Linked DNA regions of Homo sapiens: all the other regions are linked to region 1. The links are chromatin loops, found by intact Hi-C in ENCODE. Cell type or tissue: PC-9. All regions are shown on one strand. Links, peaks and the distances in the headings refer to the core of each region. The heading gives the core; the rest is flanking DNA.

What was found. Peaks named below come from ENCODE experiments on the same cell type or tissue, not always from the same donor. Only the 100,000 strongest peaks of a DNase experiment are listed, where the experiment ranks them.
Region 2: a loop joins it to region 1, with 2.2 times the contacts of the local background. A loop is called at or near these places in 2 of 110 quality-filtered maps.
Region 3: it touches region 1 in a loop (10-fold over the local background); 5 of 110 quality-filtered maps call a loop at or near these places.

Annotation. Positions count from the first base shown.
Region 1 is chr2:64,484,181-64,491,987 of GRCh38, reverse strand. LINC01805 (long intergenic non-protein coding RNA 1805) reads right to left here and starts at 5,635. Exons shown (of 3, transcript NR_147011.1): 1 at 5,558-5,635; 2 at 3,146-3,253. RefSeq lists an enhancer at 6,724-7,807. In PC-9, for the core only: CTCF peaks have their summits at 3,616 and 3,821 (motif pointing right); no DNase peak of the experiment used is centred there.
Region 2 is chr2:64,357,498-64,365,304 of GRCh38, reverse strand. No RefSeq gene overlaps it. Among named protein-coding and RNA genes, the nearest start is that of MIR4433B, 21 kb to the right of the region's middle. RefSeq lists an enhancer at 1,262-1,401. In PC-9, for the core only: a CTCF peak has its summit at 4,804 (motif pointing left); DNase peaks (open chromatin) are centred at 2,494 and 5,104; H3K4me3 peaks cover 430 bases; H3K27ac peaks cover 4,322 bases.
Region 3 is chr2:64,557,589-64,565,395 of GRCh38, reverse strand. All of the region lies in intron 2 of AFTPH (aftiphilin), which reads right to left. LOC105374773 (a long non-coding RNA gene) reads left to right here. Exons shown (of 7, transcript XR_007086343.1): 5 at 3,153-7,807. Among named protein-coding and RNA genes, the nearest start is that of MIR4434, 36 kb to the right of the region's middle. In PC-9, for the core only: a CTCF peak has its summit at 3,087; no DNase peak of the experiment used is centred there.

The DNA.
Region 1 (7,807 bases), core at 1,117-6,116:
TAGGTCTTTCAGTCTAGGACCCTCTCATGTCTTCCTTTCTCAGACTTTTCCCATTTTTCTCGGGCATGAGTAAGAATCTTACTTTATCAGCTCAAGTCAGAAAGCAACATTACCTTATTTTCTTTAAATCAGAATAGAATCTGACTTCAGTCTCCTGTTGGTAGGCCTGGAGGGAAATGTAATTTCAGTCACTGTTAGGGATTCCTCCCCTTACCCCTGAGTCAAACAAAGGTCCTGGGGACTTCATCTAAAACCAATCATTTGGAGGAGTCCCTCCAGCTCAGGGCATGCTGATTACTGTGGACGTGCTCATTTTTCTAGCCCACATGGTAGCTGCTGGGCCCTACTTGGCCATGAAAATAATGACAACGATTAACGTTTATGGAATGTTACTAACGTGCCAGGGACTTGGTAGTGCTTTACATAAATAGTTTTATATGAGGCAACTACTCTTTGATCTAGAACATTCTTTTCCCAGATAACTTATGGTTCTCCCTCATCTTCCTCAAGGCTTTGCCTAGATATTACCTTCTCAATGAGCATATCCTGACCACCAGTATCTGTGCCCCTCCCTTTCTAATTCTGCTTTTCCCAGCTCTACTTTGTTTCCATAACCCTTATCATCGTCCAGCATACCATGCTGTGTGATTTACCTACTAATAGAGTCTTTCATCTGCCCCCCTCCCCCCACCACTAGAATGTAAGTTCTGTAAGGGTAGGACCTCCAGTTTTTTAATTCTTTCTTTCAACTCCTAGAATAGTACCCAGTATATAGTTCAATAATTTTTTTTTTTTTTTGAGACAGAGTCTCACCCTATTACCCAGGCTGGAGTGCAATGGCGCAGTCTCGGCTCACTGCAACCTCCGTCTCCTGGGTTCAAGTGATTCTCCTGCCTCAGGCTCCCGAGTAGCTGGCATTAGAGGCGCGCACCACTGCGCCTGGCTAATTTTTTGTATCTTTAGTAGAGACGGGGTTTCACTATGTTGGCCAGGCTGGTCTCGAACTCCTGACTTCGTGATCCGCCTGCCTCAGCCTCCCAAAGTGCTGGGATTACAGGCATAAGCCACTGCGCCCAGCCCTAAACATTTGTAGAATAATAGTCCTAGTTTTACAGATGAGGAAACAGGCAATAAAGGGAAGTAACTACCCCATGTCACACAGCCAGCAAGTGGCAGAGTTTGGGTTCAAACTCAGCCCATCTGATTTCTTTTTAGGACTGCATTCTTTCTGTGAACTGGCTATCCTCACACTTAGACCTGGCTGCCCAGGGCACATCCTATAGCCACTCCTCCCAGAGGCCCTGCCGTATCCCTGGGGCACTGGGAGGACACAGAGCATAGGTCCCAATCCTCAGTGAACCCATGAATCTTCCCCCTCTTTCAGCTCAACCCCCATTCTTTCCCCAAATACTCCCCACTTCCAGAATATCTAATATTATATCCTCAATTAGATTAAACTCTTATTTATACCACGAAAAGAGTTTATCTTTTAAGAAACCCCTCCTGAGACCAAGAAATAGAAGGGCTACTTAGAATGAGGAGGTGGGATATCTGGAAAACAAAGCAGAAGTAGCTCGGAGTGTCTCTCTGTGTGTGTGTGAGAGAGAGAGAGAGAGAGAGAGAGTGTGTGAGCATGTGTGTGAGTATGTGTGAGAGTGTGTGTGTCAGTGAGTGTGTGTGTGAGTGTGTGTGTGAGAGTGTGTGTGTGATGAGCACTCCAGGCTCCCTTTCCCAAACCAGCTGAAAGATCCCCTTTTTCTCTTCTTTAAAACAGTTCTGAAATCTAGCCATGCCACCAATACCTGCAGAAACATTCTGGATGGAACAGGCTTGCCCAGACCCTCCTCTCCAGAAGGCAAGTATGGAAAGGCCGTCCTCCTGTACGGACTGTTCCCTGCACTGCTTCCTCAATACATCCGGCATAGCATTTGATTAAAGCCTCCTGGGAAAATGACTCCTTCACATTTGGTGAGAAAATAGTTTTTCCTTTGTGCTCCCCAACCGCTGTTCACTGCATCAGGGATGAAAGAGTGCAGTGATCTTTTCAAACAAGGGAGCATCGAGCCTTTTGCAAAGACCATAATAATAATAAGTGGAGAGGTGCAGAAATTTCTTCTCTGCCTGAGTCAGCACCTCACCCATCATGCAGGGCTGCATGGACAGTGCTCACACTGTGAGCCCATCATTTTTCTGCTGTTTGAGAGAAAGCTGTGTTTTCAAAGTGCAGTCTCCCCTTTGGGACCCAACCCCTCTGATGATGTGCACAAAAATAATAATATTAATAAAGATGCTATTCTTTTCTCCTTTTTCCCTCCCCACCCCTTCCCTTCTAGAAAATCAATGCTTGTAAATATTGTGGGGAGGGGAGGCAGAGCATTGCCTTAATTCTAGCCAGCTGACAAGACCTTGGCACTTATCTGAAAGGGCATCTGTACCATATGGCCAGGCTAGAGGGGATGCATTTCCAACCTCAAACATTTCCTGTCTTTCTAGTGACTTCCTATCTCTCTGTGATTGACAAGTATTTTTAGATGCTGGGGATTGATTTTAAAAACCAAACCTCATTGTGATCCTTTCACAGCTGGGCCCTTTATGTTCCATCTCTGAGTGAGTGGCAGCAAGGACCAGTGCGATCAAAAAGGAGAAAGTGGAATGCGACATCACCCCCAAGGAGAGGAAGACCATGGGCCAAGAGCTTCAGGGTGACCCAGTCATAGGCCCGGGAGAGACAGATCTGCACTAGATGCTGTGCAGAGCCCTGACACCCAGAGCAGGCAGGTCTGAGGAACCCGGGAAGGGTCTCTTTTACTGGCCTCCCTTTTCTATTGGTGTAAATTGGGATGCCTGGTGGGGAAATCCCCTGACAGATTTGCCCTAGGCGAACCATGTATTCTTGCACCTTGGTGTTCTCATTTGTAAAAGGGAGGGGTATCTAATAGGTACCTCTGAAATGCTATGGCTTTGTGGCTGCTGTGAGGCAGAAGAAGCCATGTCTCATGAAGCTGAGCTGTCACGTAGGGCTCCCAGAGGTGGCCACACCGCTGTCTCTGGACGTCCTTAACTGTCAGAGTTACCTAGAGGGCTTGCTAAAGCACAGGCTGCTGGGCCTCACACCCAGCGCCTTTCAAACCTGAGAATGTGTTACCTGTTCCTAGATGCTGCTGCTGCGATGAGTCTGGGGATCAGGTGTTCAGAACCGCTGCTCGAGTGGTCCACTGCCCAGTGGGAGGAAGTGCTCTGAGGTGTAGATCTCCTGCGTGGATCACAGCCAGCCAGGCTTGCAGCCTTCAGGATGCCTCACTCTCCCTCCCACCTGCCGGGTCAGCCTAGGGGAGGGGCCAGGATAACTCAAAGTTAACTCGTGATAAAATACCCCCTATTCCTGAATGGACCTGGGTCTGGGGCCCTGTCTAGGGAGCTCCTTTCATTTTGAGTGTCCCCATCCTGGGATGACAAGGGCTTTCCTATCTGAAAGAGGGCAGCTTCGCTTATGCTGGTCTCCAACGTCAGGGAGGGTGTCTCTTTGGCCTTAGTGTTCCTGGTGCTAGCAAAATGCTTGCCTCTGGGTCAGGGCCCAGTCAATGTCCCACAAACTAAGAGCCTCAATATTTGTGCAAGAGCTAGTGAAAGATAATGACAGAAAGTGATGGAATGAGTTTTAAGCATGTTCAGTCCAACAGTCACACTGACCGTTGTTTCTGAAAGCAAGCGAACCTCCTGAAGCTGAGCGACACTGATTTTCTCCCCTGTGAAACTACAAGACTTCATAAACGCGAAAGCGTCAGACGCCCGAGGGCTGCAGGAGCAAAAGTCAGCCAGCAGGGGGAGCTCTACCTTTGCACCTTGGCTCAGCCCCAAGGAGGGCATCCCCAGTCCCTCTAATAAAAAATAAAATAAAATAAAATAAAATAAAATAAAAGCAAACAACTCCTGTTATACTGCAAGATGCAGCGAATCTTTTTAGAAACAAGATGAGATAATAGGTAAAGAATACACAAAAAATTCCCAAGCTGAACGAAATCCTTCTATTTGTGCAGCAGTCATAGACACAGCCTAGCGAGTCCACAGCTGACTGCTCCAGCAGATAACGGCTCTCCCTTCCAGGAAGTATCCCAGCTCAGAGACTCACCCAGTGTAGAAAAGGAAGTCATTCCAGGGATACAGAAAGAGCAGCAGAGGCTCCGAGATAGATAGAAGGTGTCTGGGGGGAAAGAGAGAGACTAGGATGATTGGAAAGGAGGATTCTTCTCCCTGATCCATTCCTCGAGCTGTGAAGACAGACTGGGAGACAGTACTCAAGGCAGGGCCTGAGGACAGTCACCCTAGTTGTGAGGTCATCTACCCTTGCATACTCAGTGTTCCACTGGCAATAGATTTCTGCCCACCCTTCAAAAATTAAGAAGAAGCAAAACTGGCACTGCTCCAATCCCACCATCCCATCGGTAGGAGAGGCCTTCTGGCTGGGTCCCTAAGGATGTCTCTGGGCTTGTACTGTTCCATTTCCACACTCTCTCAAAGTTCCTCTAGTGAGCCTAGCGGTCACCATCAGGCATGATGAGGATGTAGGACAACTTCAAAGGGTGCAGCTGGCAATCAGCCCACAGGGAGCAAGAGTAGACCTTCATTAGCCACATGTTCTGTCACCTGCACTGGCAACTTGACAGAGAATTGAAATCTTAGCATCATTATATGGCGCCTTTCTCTAAAGCACTTCCTCGAGCTTTCTACTACCCATACTCCAAAACTGGTCCACTTCCTATATTGTCAATCTGCTTGAGTTAGTGTCATCATTCACAAAGTCATGGAAAAAGTCACTTTCTAGTTATTTTTTCACTGTTTTGCTACTGTCCACAGTCACCCAGTCAAGAAATCCTGATCATTCTGCCTCTTAAATAATGTGTCTTCTCTCCTTCATGGTATCTAGTCAGGACTCATCTGGAGGACTACCAACCTCTGTCTTCTCTAGTTCCATCCTCAACGCTGATTCCAGATCATCTAAAATTCATGTCTGATCATGTAGTTGCCCTGCTCAAAAGCCATTGTCAGTTCCCCAGTGCCTGCAGAGCATAAGGCTGCATTGCGTTCAGGAATGGCATAGGGTACAAATAAATAAATGAGTGAATTAATAAAAACACACAGATAGAAAAGAGGAATTGAGAATAAGAGAGTTTTTTTTAAAAAAATTCCAGTCATTTGAGAGATCACCATTGTGATCCTGTAAGCCTTACCATGCCCTCGAGTTGAATTCTAATCAACACAAGGGAATAAAAATTATATTCATACATTTTATTCCACTATTTACTTAGAAAACTTCATGCCACCCCAGCCAGTTATCCGTCTCATTTCCCTTATAGGTTCAAAAGCACTTTGTACTGCTTCCCTAAGATTTGCACTAATGAGAAATGAGGTGCCACATGGTCAGTCTCATGCGGCATACCAGATTGTCCCCAGAGGTTCTTTCTGTAGTTAGCCGGGTGAACACGTTTAACACATTTTCTTTTAGCCAGAAGTGGGGAAATGTTTCCTCTCCGTATACATGACCTTGCCATGTACTCACCTTAGAAAAATATCTTTTTCTGAATGCACACAATGTTTGGCTTCTTATAAAACCGCAGCTCCTGCAATTTCATCCTTAATATCTGCAGCTTGAGGGTGGTAGGTCCTTGCCGTTGCACTTGACAGGAGCTGACAAGTAGACACTTGTGGAGTCCCTGATGCTGTGACTGGCCTGTTTCGGGGATGAGGCAAGGAGGAGCTCGTTTTGTATTTATGCACCCAGGCAACCTTTGTGTTTACTGTCTCTTTGGTCAGCTTCCAAACTAGCAGCACCGCACCCGTTAACACAGGCTCCACGGCCAGTTGCAGATGGGCTGGCCTGCCAGCTGTGAGGAATTGTTACTTTTAGCTTGAGCAATTGGTGGTTTCATGTGAGGAGCAGCTTTACAATCACACATCAGTTTCGCCTGACAAAAATCCTTAATGCTCACTGAGGTGGTGAAACCAAAAGGTGTGGCACGTACTACTGATCATACTGTCTGCTTTGATCTTGAGAGATGGCTGAATATTATTTACTCAATCCATTTAAATTTGTTGAGATCCTGTGTGTTTGTCATTGACCAACGCTTCAGGAACCCAAAGATAAGGTATGGTGAGCCACACAGGTGATAGATTTGTGAGCAGGTGAATGAAATACAGAGCTAGAAATCCTGATCATTCTACCTCTTAAATAATGTGTGCAGAAAGAAAGCCAGCAGGCAGGAACAAAGTGCTCGGGGGAGACAGAGGAGGTGGAGTACAATTGGGGAAGTTTTGTGGATGTTTGGTATTTGAGCTGTGTGTAAAAGGCAAGGAGGAACATTTTAGGAAGAGCCCGTGCCAGATACTGTTCTTGATGCTTGAGCCCGTGCCAGATACTGTTCTTGACTCATTGAATCCTCACAACATCCCTGTGAGAAGTAAACTATTATGACACCCATTTTACAGATGAGGAAGCAGAGGCTTGTGGCAGTTAAGTCACTTCCCTAAGGTTACATAGCTAGTAAGTGAAGAGGCTGGGTCTTGAGATATTTCCAGGTATGTCATAAACGCTCAGTAAATGCTGTGATGAAAATGATAATCATTGAATCCAGGGGCAGCAGCCTCTAAAGCCCATGCCCTCAACTACTGTGTCATCATGACTCCAACAGCATGTCAGAGAAACCTATGTGTGGGCCTTACCTGGGATCACTAGAGGCGTGAGTCCTTTTGCAGGGCACTCTTACAGTCCTGAGTTAAAATCGGGAGTCTTGTCTAAATCATGCAGCAGGCAGAGTTGGTCTTTGGCTCTCACTGGTCCCAGGAGTGACCCTGTCTCCCTCTTCTGCATTCCTTTTCTTTCAGGCTGCTTCTCCTGCTCTTTCCTCGCTTTTAAAAAAATCTATTTCTTAGTAAAAAATCAGACATTTTAAGTCAGAATCTTAGAACTTGAAATATGAAAAAAACATGGAAATCATTTAGTTCAGCTCCTTGATTTTGTAGATGCAAAAACTGTAGCTAAGTTGATCAAGATGCTTTTTCTTGCAAGTGACAGAACCCAATTTAAATTATCTCAAGTGAAAAAGGGAGATACATTAGCTTTGGGGGGTGAAAGCAGCATCCAGGATTCAGGAAAATGTCACTAGTTTATTTGCACTTTCTCTTTAATCTCAAATCTTTTATCTCTGCTTCAGAATATGATGGCCTCAATTGTTCCTGGTGTACTTGAAATTAATTTCTTTCTTTTGTTTTCTTTTTCTTTTTTTTTATGACACAGGGTCTTTCGCTGTCACCCAGGCTGGAGTGCAGTGGTGCGATCTTGGCTCACTGCAACCTCCGCCTCCCGGATTCCAGTGATTCTCCCACCTCAGCCTCCTGAGTAGCTGGAACTGCTGGTCTGCGCCACTACGCCTGGCTAATTTTTGTATTTTTAATAGAGATGAGGTTTCACCATGTTGGCCAGCCTGGTCTTGAATTCCTAATCTCAAGTGATCCACTTACTCCAGCCTCCCAAAGTGCTGGGATTACAGGTGTGAGCCACCTCGCCCGGCCCAATTTCTTTATATGGTTCCTGAAAGATAGGGCCATGGGAAACCCCAAGCTTACATCTGATGTTAGTTATTTCAGATGAAAGAGAAAACGTCTCGCTCCCTGTTGCTATATATCCCAGGGAAAGGCTCTGATTGGCCAAGCTTGGGTCACATGGCTCCATCTTGGACCAATCACTGTGGCTACAAGATGTGCTATGATAATCCACCAGACCTGGATCTCAGGCCATTTCAGTGTGGGAATG
Region 2 (7,807 bases), core at 1,948-6,947, 130 kb after region 1:
GGATTGAGGCCAGGATCATACATCACACTTAACAGGCAATTCTCCTTAGTCTTCTTCGGTTAGTCTGAAACAGTTCTTCCAACTTTTCCTTGATTTTCAGAACCTTGATGGTTTTGGAAATCGCAAGCCACCCATTTTGTAGAATTTGTAGTCTCACCTTTCCACACAAATAGTCACATCGCAACAATCCTCCTGTGCTCTTGGCGTTGATTTTACCAGGTGCCACGTGATTTCTATTTGTCCCATGACTGGTGATGTTTACTTTGGTCACTTGATTATGGTGGTGTCTGCCAGTTTCTCCACTGTAAATTATTATTTTCCCTTTTGTAATTAAGTATTTTGTGGGGAAATACATTGAGATTATGTAAATGCCCTGTTTTTCATTGAACATTCAATTTATTAATATTCATTTTTTATCAGTATGGGCTCAAAGATTCCTGTCATAGTAAATAGACTAGAATCCATTATTATCACTATTTTGATGCTCAAATTGTCCTGAACACAGCCAGTGGGAGCTCCTTAAAGCTGGCTGCTGTGTCCTTTTGACATGTTCCTGTCATTCTTTGAGTACTACCTGGCTCACAGCCACAAGGTATTCCGAGCTCATATATCTCCGCTCCAGCCCTAGAATTGGCTATTTTTCCAAGGTGCCTGATTCCTCTTAGTGGAACGTGATATTTCCAAACCATGGTCTGGGTCTATCTGAGCCCTGCCTCCTATCCTACTAAGCTGTGCTCAGACCCCCAGTATGATACTGGAACAGGCTGAGCCCTGGCTATGAGCTTGGCAGAGTCCCCAGATCAGGGTACACCTGAAAGTGAGCAGGTCTGGCCCCTCCTGTGCTACAGGTGAAGCCTGGGGATGTGGGGTGGGCCCCATCCGTGGAACCAAACTGGCTCTAAATTATCTACCGAGCCCCAAGCCCTCAGAAGGACCCACAGGAGGTCTGCCCAGCCAAGGGCTTCAGAGTTAAGCTCGAGGAGCTCCAACAACACAAGGCAAACTCTTAATTGCTGCTTCCTGCAAACAACTGAGGAGGGAAGTTGCAAAGAGAAAACTCAGGGGTAAAGGAGCAGGGAGAATCTGTCTGAGATATGCAGTGACAGCCTCCACCACATCAGACTGAAGCCAGTGCAGGCCATTTGCCCCAGGAGGCACTTTCTGCAAACTTTGCTTAAGCTCCCCTCTGTGCTGAGGAATGCCCCCAGCTGGGATGCTTAGTTCCAGCTCACAGCCTGGCAGAAGAAGATGCAATGCTACAAGCGAAGAGAAATATTTCATAGAAAAGCAAGGGGGCGTTGGAGCCAGGCCTGATGATGAGCTCCACCTGCCATTTCCTGAGGCTGCAGCCAGGGCAGGGTGGGGCTAGAGGGGATCTTTTCAGGTTAGTCCTTGCTCACCTCCTGTGACTCTATCTCCTCAAGAGCAAGCTTCATGAGAGATGGTCTTGCTGGACACTATAGGAGGAAAAGAAGGAAGACAGGAAGATCAGGAAGGAAGACCAGGCTGAAGGGACGGGCAAACCACCCTTGACAGCTCTGCCCAGTATGACTGGGGTGGCTGTCCATCTGAGAATAAGAACTCAAAAGGCACATGGATGTTATTTCTCAATGGCAGTGACAGTCTGTGGGTCTCTGATCCTATCAGACTGTCCTCAGACAGAGAAGGAGGAGGTGAAAGGGGAAAAATACTGCCTTGTAAGAATGGGCAAAGACAAAAGTACTTCTAGGCAGGAGGTGAGAGAAGCAAGGTTGGCAGGGCAGAGGCTATCCTATAGTGAGTCTTGCATGCCTTAGGAAAAGGTGCCCATTCTGGGTACGGAGCCCAACGATCAAGAGGTGCTTCTGTGCAAACTTTAAACGGATGCAGTCCCATACCAGAATACACACTGTGGCAAGTGAGCTGTAGCTGAATTTCAGCCTCCACTCATCCCCTCAGCAGGGCATATTTGTGCAGGGTACAACCAACACCACTGTCCATGGTAGCCTTGAGGGTTGACTGAATTTTTACTGAGGGAATATAAATTTGTTGCTTTTCCCGAGTGGAAAAAAATATACACTAAGAACTCTATATTCCCTGCTGAAGATTTTCTCAGCCTACTTTGAGGCCTGAGCTTGGCTGTGGGGAGAAGTACCAGTGGAAGTTCTGACAGTGGGAGGAGGAATTGTATGTTTCCCATACAAGGACTGTCCCGTACTGACAGGAGGAAGCACATTCCTGGTTCATGATGGGTGAACACCCATGAATGGAGAATGGACGCCAGCAAAGACCATGCCTGGCATCGCACAGGGAGGGAGAATTGCCACAGCTTTGGGAATGAGGAAGAAGGCAGGAGACGGCATCCCTGCAGGGCCAAGGAAGAGACTCCCTCTTCCCAAAGGTAGAACAGCTGTTTCCCTGGGACGAGGCTGTGGAGGGAGGCACCTGCATTCCCCAGGCAGCAGGTCACTCTTTCTGTGCAGGTGTGGAGGAGAGAGTGGAGATGACTCAAGCAGGGGAGTGGCTCATTGCTGTTAGGCAGGTCTCAAGGCCCTGGGGTGCTTCACTTTCCTTCTCGCAGCCCCACCACTTTTTCTGTGACCTGAGCTTGTGCTTAGCTCTGTCAGGCTGCCAGTCAGTTCTTACTCAACCAGGAAAATCCATGAACCCCAGAGTCTGGCTGTACAACACCTGCCTAACCAGCAGGCCTGGACTGAGGTCAATGCACAGAAGAGAAAATACAAGTGTGTGTGTGTGTGTGTGTGTGCATGTGTGTGTCGAAACACGTATATGTATAGGGAGTGAATGGAATGTCCATGGAGAAAGAGACCTATTTTCTGTGGGTATTCTCCTGAAATCATCCTTACTTTAGCTCTGGGGGGCACAGCTCTTGGATGAGGTAACCCTGTGGAAATCACGACCTACTCTCACCTGAGTCTGCTGTGGTTTAAAGGAGCAGGAGTAACTGAAGGAAGAAAGGGCTCATATTCAGTGGCTGTCCTAGGTATGGGGTGAGGGCTCTTCAGGGGGACTAGAGGGGTCAGACTGTCAGTGAGGGGGCTGCAAGGCTGTGGCCTCAGGTCTAGCTCCATTGAGGGACAGAAGGCCCAAGAGGACCTGCTCCTCATCACTCAGCCTGTTCCTTCCCCCAAACGTCCTCCCTCCCCTTTTACCTACCCTTAGGAGCCAGCGCATTCCCCCTCCTCTGTTCCTCCTTCCTCACTAATTCTAGCCTCTCCTGTGCTTGTGATGCAGGAATGAGCAAGGGCTGAGGGCTGCAGTCCTGTCTCTGGGAGTGAGGACCACTGCTCACCCTTTCATGCTGACTGCCATCCAAGGCGCTGAGCGTAGTAGGCTTTCCCCTGGGGGCAGTGAGAGCCAGCTGTTTCCCTGCCCTATGGAATCGCTTCCTCTTCCTTCAGTGGTTCTTTGATCCAGTGAAGGCCCCCAGAGTCTCAGGCTGGCATGGTGCATAGTCAGTTCAAGTCAATTCAGTCTCTTTGAAGATGTCCGTGGAACTTCACAGCCACACTACATTAAGTCTGCTTCCAGGAGCTGACCCTGAGATAAGGGTTTGTGCACATGTGGTTATGAAGGCTGTGCTCCCACGAAAATCGCAAGGGAATGTGGACAGTGGAACAGAAAAGGAAAGCAAGGGGCTACCTCAGGTGAAGTCAGCAGCAGCCTGGCCCCTGAGGAGCTCTGGAGTAGAAATGACACCTTAGAGTTTGTTCCACCTTGAGGCAAGCGAGCTGAGTGTCATATGGTTATCAATCATTGGCTGCAGGTGGCCTCGAGGGTTCATACATTCCCAGCCTGTCTGCTCCTGAAGGGTGAAAGTGGCTCTGTTAGCTTGAGGACAGGACTGTTAGGGAGCCACAGGGGCAGGTTGTTCCCAGCAAAGCTCCCACAGCTGGCGGGGGTGGGCTGTGGGGAGGGTTTTGAGTGGATCTGGCCGGGGCACTGACAGAGTGTGTGGACGCGAAGGGCAGCTACAGCATCTCCCTTGGAAATCAGCCGGCGTGGGCTGGGGCTGGCAGCAGATGACAAAGGGCTCTGAAACTGTGGCAGGGAGGATCTGTCAGAGTGGGGAGATTGGGTAGTTTAGAGATCATTATGGGCATCCCCTATAAGACTTCTCAATATCAAGCTTTAAGTGGAACCAACAGATTTGCATGGCAAAGTTCAAGGTGTTGTTTTCCAGAATCATCACATTTCTCCTTCCCACTCTGTTCCTTCGCCTTCCTCTTATCATCAGGCTTTTTCATTCTACGGAATTCCTGTGTCACCTGCTGTTTGGACCACTCTCTGGCTGCTCACAGTGCCTTGACGTCCTCACAGGGTTAGTTCCTGATGGTTGTTATGCACGCAGCTGTGGAGATGAACTTGGATTTGATGCTCAGCTCAACCACTTACTGTGTATCTTGAGCAAGTTACTTAACTCTGGTAAGCCTCACTTTGCTCTGTAAAATATCATAATAGGAGGACCTACTTCACATGTAGTGTGAGAATTAAAATAGATAATTCACGTTAAGTGCATAGCAAGGTATCCAGCATGGTTTGCGCTCAATAAATGTCAGCTGTTGTTTCCAAATAATTGTCGTTATTCTTGTGTGCAGACAAGGTTTCCACACATATCTTGGTTCTGTCTGAGGGCAGGCACCAGATACGGTACCATATGCACTTAAGTAGGTGTTCATATGTGCATGGGGTTTACACACAGAAAAATCTGGGCAAGGAGAGAAGCCCATAGGTTCAGGACCCCTCAATCAGCAAAGCCTAGGATATCCACATTCCTCATGCTGGAGCTACCGCCCTGATATCAGAGCACAACATACACAGAGACAAGTGCCCCCTGGTGCCATCCTGCCTTTTTTACTATGCCAGCACCAACAGCCTGATGAGGGAGGCTCCCCTGCCTGAGGGAGAAATGTTCTCCAGGAGGAAATATAAGGCTTGGCAGGAGAAGGCAGTGGAAAGGAGGCTGGAGATCAGGCCATCAGGGAGGGCAGGGAGCAAGGCTCCCACGTGTTCTGCTTTGCCTGGGACAGCTGTGAGCCAAGTCTCAGGCTAGTCAGAGAACAAGCAGGTTCGACTCTGCGTTTCCAGGCCAGCCCATGCTGACTCAAACGTTACTCAGTCCTGGGCGGGGTCACCTAGCTCTCTCTGAGTCTGCCTTATTAGAGCCTTAGCAGTCCCCAGACTGGCTTCCCTGTTTAAAGCCCATGCTTGTCACTCTTTCCACTGCCACAGAGAATGGGGCTGAGTGTGCACGGCACTGGCTACCCGCTCCATGGGCTGCTGCCTCTGCCAAAGGGAAGATAAGACTTCCCTTCATCCACAGCTGCTGCCAGTGAGACACACTCAGGTAGGGGTGGCGCCCAGCCTCAGAGAGTGCTTTCAGAGTGCCAGGGAGAAGAAGGAGGCAACACCGCATGCATCTTGCTGCAAATAAACAGAATCCACCCTGGAGAAAGGGATGAAACAGGGGGTTGTGTGAGTAGTCCAAGGTGGGCAGGAAGTGGGCGTGTTGGTAGCAGGCAGCTGAGCTCTCTGAGGGCATTCTGGCCATTTTGCATAAGCATCACAAAACCTAGGAAACGTATGGTCAGTCAACCAGGAAAAGCCGAGAAAAAATGAGACACAGCTGCTTGTCAGATGTTACACACATGCTCAGTGTGAGAAGCCCTGCCAGTGACACACACACTCATATATGCACACACACACTCAGGCACACGCACTTGCATGTGGCATCAATGTCCATGTTGGAAGATGAAGGATGGCCACTAATAATACTCCCCTTTACCTTCCAAGTTTTCAGAAAACCAAATAATTTGTAGTCTTGTTCTACATGCACAGGCTGGTCTAACCTAGACAACCCCATTCCAGGTCTTTGTGGCAGAATGATGTTAGAACTCACCCTCTCAAGGCCTTCTAGGAACAGTGGGAAGTTAAAACTGTGGGGAAGACAGTGGGAGGTAGATGAGTCAAACCTTTTGTGGTCATGGACAACTTTAAGAATCTGATTAAAATTGAGGGGTTCTCTCTCTTTAGAGAAATGTGCATAGAGTGTATTTGTACAATACTGACATGTGACTCCAGGGGGTCATGGATCTCCCTCCCCAAGAGCCATGTATGAGTCCCTGGTTAAAACACCCCATTGTGAAGGATTCCGAATAGGAACTGAGCTAAACAAAGGCAAAGCACCAATGATGCTGGCGTCTCCAGCCACCACCCCCAGAGTCCCCATCTAAGGGATGTCATCCTGAGACTCAGAGAGTGACAGATGACAATGTCAAACCAGTGACACATCTCAAAGAGAAACCATCCATAATGCTTTCTCAGAACCACCCATTAGGTTCCAGACCTTCCAGTGTTCAGGGTACCACATTCCTAGGCCAGTAGGAGAGCAGGTGTGGAATGGCTGGATGAAACACCTTGAGGTGACAGTCCCCCCACCATCACAAATAGGAAACCAGCCTATTGTGGGGAGTTTCCCTGCCTTGTTGGAGGAGGCAGCAGCAGAACAATGGGAGTGTGGAGAAGAATCCCACACGGAGTGCCCTGTATGGGAAACTTGGAGACAAGCTCAGAATGAACTGTGATGCAGAGTGCACACTGACATGCCACTGCAGGTGCATCTCAGAAGGTGAACTCAAGGGCACGGGGACTGGGGCAACTGTCTACTTCACCTTGCTTCATGTTCATCCATTCACTGAGCTATCATTTATTGAGCTCCTGTGATGTACTAGACACTGGAGAAACAGACGCAATGACATGGCCCCAGTCCTCAAAGAACTCACAGTCTATCAGGGGAAACACAGCCCTACACTGCACATGATGAGGCAGTGCCATCTGATGAGTGCAAGCCCAAGCTTCTCTCTGAAGCTGAAATTATACTGCTGGAAATCGGCATGTGTTGAAGAAAAAAACCTTGTGCAGTTTGTGCCAGCATAGTCCAGAGTAGGACTCTCAATCTTGGCTGGGTATTAGAATCACCTGGGAGGTTTTGTTAACCTATCAATGACCAGACCATGCCCCAGATGAAGTAAATCAGAGTTTCTGGGTAAGGTCTCAGTCATCAACATTTTTTAAAGCCCTCCAGGTGATTCCAACATGTAGCACAATTGAGAACCTCTGGCCAGAGCTTCACATTCTCCTCTTGTGTGTACTATTATCCCAGTGTTCCCTGAATGGAAGCATTCATGATTGAGGAGTTTAGGACCTTAGGGAACAGCCAGGATGGGGTTGGACTCGTGAGTAAATTGACTTAAGCAAAAAGAGCTTTCAAACATTGTTTTATGTTCATGTAACTCAGTGACCAGTCCACTACTGACATCTTCAATTTCTCCAGGCTTGATTGATGCCATGAACACAGAGAGGGATCATGGTTTGTCTTGCTTACATCTAAGGCCCAGAATCAACTCTTCTGGATTGAATGACGGTTAATGATCTCTTTCCTTCAGGCGGAACTTTCTTTCCATCCCTACCTGAAAGGGTATAACCTGGTCCCATAGTCCCAGCAGAACAGTCATCATAATTTAGGGAGCATTTCCCAGCATTCCAGGAAATATGTAGGATGTGGACGTTTGTTGGTGTTGAGGTGCAGAAGGCAGTGATTCAAAATATCACAGAACCAGTAGGAAAAGGCAGTTCAGTAGGAATTCGCTCAGGGAAAATGACACACAGCTGCCTGTCAGGATACTGTACACATAGAACTCCAGGTGCCACACACACACACACACACACACACACACACACACACACAGAGAGAGAGAGATTTTATCAGCAGGCAGCATCATCCAGAACAAAGGCAGCAAGAATAAAT
Region 3 (7,807 bases), core at 1,086-6,085, 73 kb before region 1:
TCACGTCATTCTCCTGCCTCAGCCTCCCGAGTAGCTGGGACTACAGGTGCCCACCACCGCGCCCAGCTAATTTTTTGTATTTTTAGTAGACGGTGTTTCACCATGTTAGCCAGGATGGTCTCCATCTCCTGACCTCGTGATCCACCCACCTCGGTCTCCCAAAGTGCTGGGGTTACAGGTGTGAGCCACTGCGCCCAGCCCAAATATTTTTATTAAATTTACTCTGACATTTTATTTTTAAAAGTGTATCAATTTCCAGCCAGGTGCAGTGTCTCACGCCTGTAATCCCAGCACTTTGGGAAGCCGAGGCGGGTGGATTGCTTGAGCTCAGGAGTTTGAAACCAGCCTGGCCAACATGGTGAAACCCCGTCTCTACTAAAAATACAAAAATTAGCAGGGCATGGTGGCGCACGCCTGTAGTCCCAGCTACTCAGGAGGTTGAGGCATGAGAATCACTTGAACCAGGAGAGGTGGAGGTGGCAGTGAGCTGAGATCATGCCACTGTAGTCCAGCCTGGGTGACAGAGCAAGACTTGGTCTTAAAAAAAAAAAAAAAGTGTATCAATTTCCATAAGACCAGTTTGGTGGTAAGGGCATCCTGTAATGAGTTTCTCACCACTATCTTGTTTTGGGTAATAAATAAGGCCAAATTTAACTTACTACTAGTTAATTCCAGTAAGTAAATGACTGGTATAATAACACTTCAATAGAGGGCTATAGATCCAGGGGCCAAGACTCCAGTTTCTGCATTTATTTATTTTATTTTTTATTTTTTATTTTTTTGAGATGGAGTCTTACTCTGTCACCGAGGCTGGAGTGCAGTGGTGCGATCTCGGCTCACTGCAACCTTGGCCTCTCAGGTTCAAGCGATTCTGCTGCCTTAGCCTCCCAAGTAACTGGGATTATAGGCGTCTACCACCATTTCTGCCCAGTTTCTGCATTTATAATCTGGAGATATCAGGGTCTATCTACCTCACGAGGTGGATGATAATTCAGAGGATTAAATATTTGGCACCGAGGGTGTCAGAGGTGGCAGCTTTTATCATTACTACTGTTATTATACAAATGATACATACAGACACAGGGGGCTTGCCAGGGAATGAAATAAATGAATGGCAAAACTAGAATCAAAGCTCACTAAGAATGTTTCTCTACCATGATTTAGCATTCTAAATCACTATGAAAATACTTATCTCAATTTATCAATTTCTACCATATTATGATATAACAAGAAATTAAATAATCTAAGCATTCTGCATCCTTCCCAAGGTCATCCTATTGAGTTGGGGGAAAAAAAAGTACCTAGTTTTTAAGAGTATCTATTTTTAAGAGTCTCTTATATAAATGAAACCTGCTATAGTTACTCCTTGTAGAGTTTAAATTTTGGATATTGGTGGTTGGCTTACAGGCATTATGACTTAAATCTTGATTGCATTATGAAACACAAAATGTATAAACCACACATTAGGCATTAAGAATACTTTGCTTCTCAGCTGGGCGCGGTGGCTCATGCCTGTAATTCCAGCACTTTGGGAGGCCGAGGCAGGCAGATCACAAGGTCAGGAGTTCGAGACCAGCCTGACCAACATTGTGAAACCGTGTCTCTACTAAAAGTACAAAAAAATTAGCTGGGCGTGGTGGCTGGTGCCTGTAATCCCAGCTACTTGGGGAGGCCCAGGCAAAGAGAATCACTTGAACCTGGGAGGCAGAGGTGCAAGACTCCATCTCAAAAAGAGTACTTTGCTTTCCAAGAAGCACAATAAAGTTAAACATTCAAAAATGTGATGTAACATAGTCCAAATAACTTGGTAAGTAGAACAGTTACAAGAATATAACTAATGTAATACTCAGAAGAAGAGAAGTTAAAATAACCTACCACAAGAACAGTTTCTCTTATGACCAGACAGGTTTTTTTCAGGAAATAGATTTTCCCAAACAGATTGTGATCAGACACTAATTTTTTAAAGAAATCATTGCTATTTTGAACATAAAATTTGAGCACTTGGGATAAAAGGTGTATCAAAACTGTGAGAGTGGCAAAGGTTTCAAATTTGTTTTTCAAAAATTTTTTGGGGGTACATATATTATTTTCATCTGTTTTACAATACAATCATCCTCTCAACATCAGCCAAGGATAGTTTAACATATGCAAATAAATCAGTAGTAAAATTCAGTATCACATCAAAACTCTAGTTAAAGTAAAATATTAAACTTGGATTTCTTCTTATGAGTACAAAGGAACTTTGCTTATATTACTCTGCTTATGTGAACTCCTATTTCAATACAGAGTATATGCAGCCATAATGGGAAATCTACTGGTTTTGATTAGGTGGGGGCACAACACAAATCTTCAAACTCCCTGTAGCAGATTAATGCAGAAAAAGGTTGCATCAAACAGTGACATTTACTAACATATTACAGTACGTGTGGACTTGAATTAGATGTAAAATTCCAAAAAATAGATACTTTATTATTTAGAATTGGTGAAGTGACACTGGCTGAGCTCTAGTTTCCTTAGGCACGTAAGGCAGTATAAGTAAAGCAAACAATATCATTTTAACCCAGTTCAGGAAAGTGGGAGCCTAAATTCAGCAAAAGATCAAAAGATGTACTCTGAAACCTACTCAGAAGCTGCAAAAGCTTGCTATCATGTAACATAATTTTCATTTAATGCTCACATAGTGCCCACCATGTGGCAGACATTATTCTAAATGCTTTACAAAGTTTAGCTCATTTAAGTTTCAAAAGAACCATATGAGGGAGGTAATAATATCATCTCCATTTCCTGGATGAGAAAAGCAGAGCAGAAAGAGGTTAACTTCCCTGTGGTCACATGAATATTAAGTGGAGAGGCTGAGTTCCTACCCAGGAAGTATAGTTTCAGTGTAGGTGCTCTTAACCACTATATTATGTTGTCATCAAAGCAGTTCTAAGTTCAATTTCTAAAAATTGCAAGAGCTTTGAGGGCAGGGACTATGTCTTTTTCTTGAATTTCCAGTACCTGGGTTCCTGCACATAGTTGGTATTAATGTGCACCAGATTAAAAAAAAAAAAAAAAGCACTTCGCCTTCATTTAGGACTGCAGGGGGCATAATTGTTCTACTTATAAAAGTATATCTTACTGTAAGCCATCTAAATCATTTTTATACACAGGTTGGGCATATTTAAATAATTACAAGACATAAAATAGCCAAATCTTGTCTCCCATATACCATATTATGCTTGACGCTCTACATGTATTACTCCATGAATCTTCTAAAAGAAACTCCAGAAGTATTACTGTCTTCATATTACAGATGAAGAAACTATAGTTCAGGAAGATTCAGGTAAGTACCATAGCCTTACTGGTGGTATAGTACACAGCAGATATTTGATCCAAAGTCTGACTCCAAAGCCTACATTCTTTTCACTAAATCATGTTTTTCCCCACATTTTGTGGTCTTTCAAACATTTCTAGCCATAATTAGATAAGGGATTTACCTGTTAAATGGTGCGGTGATAACTATGCTTAAAGCAAATGATTTCATCTAACACTACAATTCATTGTTTTCAACAAAGTTAGTTGTTAATTCTTACTAAAGAGTCAGTGCTGCATTCTGAATATGAAGGTAACAAATAAATGCACACTTAGCATACTAAATATTTAGCTGATGTTACAATACTAAACGTCAAATCAAAATAATAGTTACAGCAATTACTTGATTTTTTTTTTCTTTTTAAGAGATGGTCTCACTCGCTCATTCAGGCTTCAGCGCAGTGGTGCCATCACAGCTCACTGCAGCCTTGAACTTCTGGGCTCGAGTGATCCTGTCACAACCTCCTGGGTAGCTAGGACCACAGGTGAACACCACCAGGCCTGGCTAATTTTTATTTTTTATTTTTTGTAGAGATGGCGTCTCACTATGTTGCCAAGGCTGGTCTTGAACTCCTCCTTTCAAGCAATCCTCCTGCCTTGGCCTCCCAAAGCACTAGGATTTCACATGTGGGCCACCACACCCAGCCCCAATTACTTGAATTTTAAATGCCATCATCTTCAAAGTATAAAGAGGAAAAACAGTCCTTGGTTTTCCCTTGAATATGGAATAAACTGATGACTGGCTAGCTGAATACCAGTTTATGTGACTCAGTCACACCTTTTCATTCACAGAAGTACCAACTTCTAAGCCTGGCAAACAGCACATCTGGCTATTAAACATTTTAAAAACTGGGGCTCTGATAAATGTAGGATTAAAAATCAAATGCTATTCAAGGCAGGTACCATACCCTCCTTTTTCATTTTCTCTATTAATGTCCAATGCTATGAAGCCAAGTAGAGGAGCTATGCTACTTACACAGAAGTATACTTGTGCTTAGACTAGTTCATACCTATCAAAAACCATTCTGAATGGAAACTAGCCCAAAGCAGGAGCTTTCGCTCTCAGAATAGCCTGACAGGTTGAGTATACTAACAAGAGCCAGAACTAGGGGGTACTCCCACACAAATTCTGATTTGCCTCCCTATTACTTTCTTTTTTTTCCTCCCCCAAGATGGAGTTTCGCTCTGTCACTCAGGATGGAGTGCAGTGGTACGATCTCGGGTCACTGCAACCTTCGTCTCCTGGGTTCAAGTGATTCTCCTGCCTCAGCCTCCCGAATAGCTCAAATTACAGCCGCACACCACCATGCCTAGCTAACTTTTGTAGTTTTAGTAGAGATGGGGTTTCACCATGTTGGCCAGGCTGGTCTCAAACTCCTGACCTCAAGTGATCCATCCGCCTTGGCCTCCCAAAGTGCTGGGATTACAGGCATGAGCCACCATGCCCGGCCCCTCCCTATTACTTCCTGTTAACCAAAAAACACATTTTATGGAGAAAGGGCTCAGGAAAGTCGTATGCATCCTTGGCTACACCACATCTTCAAAGGTACATTTGCTTTTTTAGCTTTTCCCTCTTTCCCAATTTTCTCATTTCTTGTATATTCATTTTCCTATCAGGGTCCTTCATTACCTTGAATGTCTTTATAATTATTATTATTTTTTAAACCAGATTTGGTTTCTGGAAAAGCAAAAAATGATTACCCAATGGTTTAATTCATCAGTGGGGCAAAGCTTCATGTATGAATTGACAACTTTTACTCATTCCTAGTTCTGTCATGTCTTTATGTCTCGGGGTAGTGGAAGAAAGTCCCAGGGTATATAAGCAGCCATTTCACTTTATCCACTGGTGCAAGTAAGCCATTTAATCTAATGCAGAGCTTCTCGACTGGCACGTTTTAGTCACAAACAGGTTCCAGTCTTCCATAAATCCTGAAAGCTATATATGGATGTAAGGTGTTCCCTCTTGTGATGGTTAAATTTATGTGTCAACTTGACTGGGCCATGGGGTGCCCAGACATTTGGTCAAACATTATTCTGGGGCGGAGCATGGTGGCTCATGCCTATAATCCCAGCACTCTAGGAGGCAGAGGCAGGCAGATTGCTTGAGCCCAGGAGTTGGAGACCATCTGGGCAACATGGCAAAATCCCATTTCTATAAAAAATACAAAAATTAGCCAGGTGTGGTCGCACACACCTGTAGTCTCAGCTACTAGAGAGGCTGAGGTGGGAGGACTGCTTGAAACCAAGAGGTGAAGGCTGCAGTGAGCAGAGACCATGCCACTACACTCCAGGCTGGGCAACGGAATGGGACCCTGTCTCAAAAACAAACCAAAGAACGCGAAAACATGTTATTCTGGGAGTACCTGTGAGGGTGTTTCTAGATGAGATTAAGATTTGAATTGGTAATCTGACTAAAGCAGATTGCCCTCCCTAATGTGGGTAGGCCTCATCCAATCAGCTGAAGACCTGAATAGAACAAAAATGCTAAGGAACTTCTGCCTGATTTTGAGTTGGTACTTCAGTTGGACTTGAGCTAAAAAATCAGCTCTTCTTAGATCTTAAGCCTGCTGGCTCCTGGGCTGGAACTTACACCACTGCTCTCCTGGTTCTTAGGGCTTTGGACTCAGACTGGAACTACACCATCAGCTCTTGGGTCTCCAGCTTATGCACTGTGGCTTTTGGAACTTCTCAATTTCCAATAATCAATCTCTCTCTCTCTACTACCTCCACTTCTACTTCCCCTCCCCATCCTTCCCTCCCTAACCTCCACACATACCCTATTGGTTCTGTTTATCTGGAGAACTCTAATACACCTCTATTTTATAAATGACTACATCTGGGCATAAAGAGATTAAGTGTATTGCAAGTCTCATTTAGCTTTCCAGAGAGGTGTACACAGGACCCCAGACTCTGGTTCTTATGCCATTCAAATGCCTATCTCCTTTAAAGGACAGCAGGTCCTTGAATAATGTCATTTTGTTGTAATGTTGATGAGAAAAACAACTGATTCCTGGCTGCAGCCACTACCTGTGTGGAGTTTGCACATTTTCCGTATGTCCACCTGGGTTTTTTTTCTGGGTATGCCAGTTTCCTTATAGATCCTAAAGATGTGTACATTAGATTGTCTAAATTGTTCCAGTCTGAGTAAGTGCTGGTATGTGTGTGTGAGTGTGCCCTGCAATGGAATGGCATTCAGGCCAGGAATAGTTTCAGCCTTGTACCCTGAGCTGGAGGGATAGGCTTCGGCCACTGATGACCCTGAGCTGGAATAAGTAGATTGCAAAAAGAATAAATTACAAAGTAAACATTCGTGAAGTCTACAATAATCATACAAATGCACAGCAATAAATTATGCAGTATGAAAGTGCCCAGTGAGCCTGCCAGATTTGTGATTGTTTTTGAATTGTATGGTGGTAGGAGGTGCTCCTTAGATCATTTTTGCTTTGCAAACGTTTATCCCTTGATTTTACCCAGCACCACTATGAGTGATGTCACTCACTGATTCACCAAAAACTGGGTAAGTAATTATGTTTCTTGTTCTTTGTAATCTTTCTTAAATGTGAGCATAGCTCACATTTATTTCAATGTTTAATATTAGAAGTGCTTTGTGTCTTTATTTAGAGGTTCAGTGATGTTTCTGTGACCAGAAAGATGCCATAGAAACTTAACTCTTGTTTATATCAGTTAGCCTATGGTAAAATTGGTTTTGTTATATGTCCTTTCACTTAAAGTTGCAGTTTCCAAGACCCTATCAAGGATATTAAGTAATGACTTAAGTATTTTATATTTAAGGTAACTCTTGATATTCCTTCAACTTATTTCCAGTTAGTTTTCCTTTCTTGCTTAGGGACAGGAGTTGATTAATATCAATAGTTTTAATATTGATAACATTAGGTTTCACACTCAAGTAGAAGTTTAGAAGAAACATTAAAATCCACTGGGTAATTTAATCTTCCATTTAAGAGGATATCTTATGCTGCAGCACCATTAAATATTAAGTAAGCTATCAAGTACAATCTACAACTGTATACTTACCAATCCCCAATTTCAAGCTGTATAAAGAGTGACCAGCTGTAATATTCACCAGATCTAAACATGATTTTTCCCTTCTGTACAGTTTCTGAATAAATCTAATAAAGCATTTCTATTTTGAAATTAAACACCAGATAGTCAAATTTTCTGAGGAAAAAATAGCAAAAGGAAATTCTATCGAAATAGTTAAATAAGGAAAGATCTATAAGGAAAGCTAAAGTCTTACATCTTAATTCTCTTATTTTGTTGCTTACTTCTGTTTTCAGTTGTATGTTCCAGTGTTCACAGGATGGAAAACCTGCATAAATATTAGCTAGATGACTAAATAAGTGAAGATGAAAAGGTAGGACTGGTTATATTCAGTTTAAGAACACTGAGTTTCTATGCCTGTAATCACAGCTACTTGGGAGGCTGAGGCACG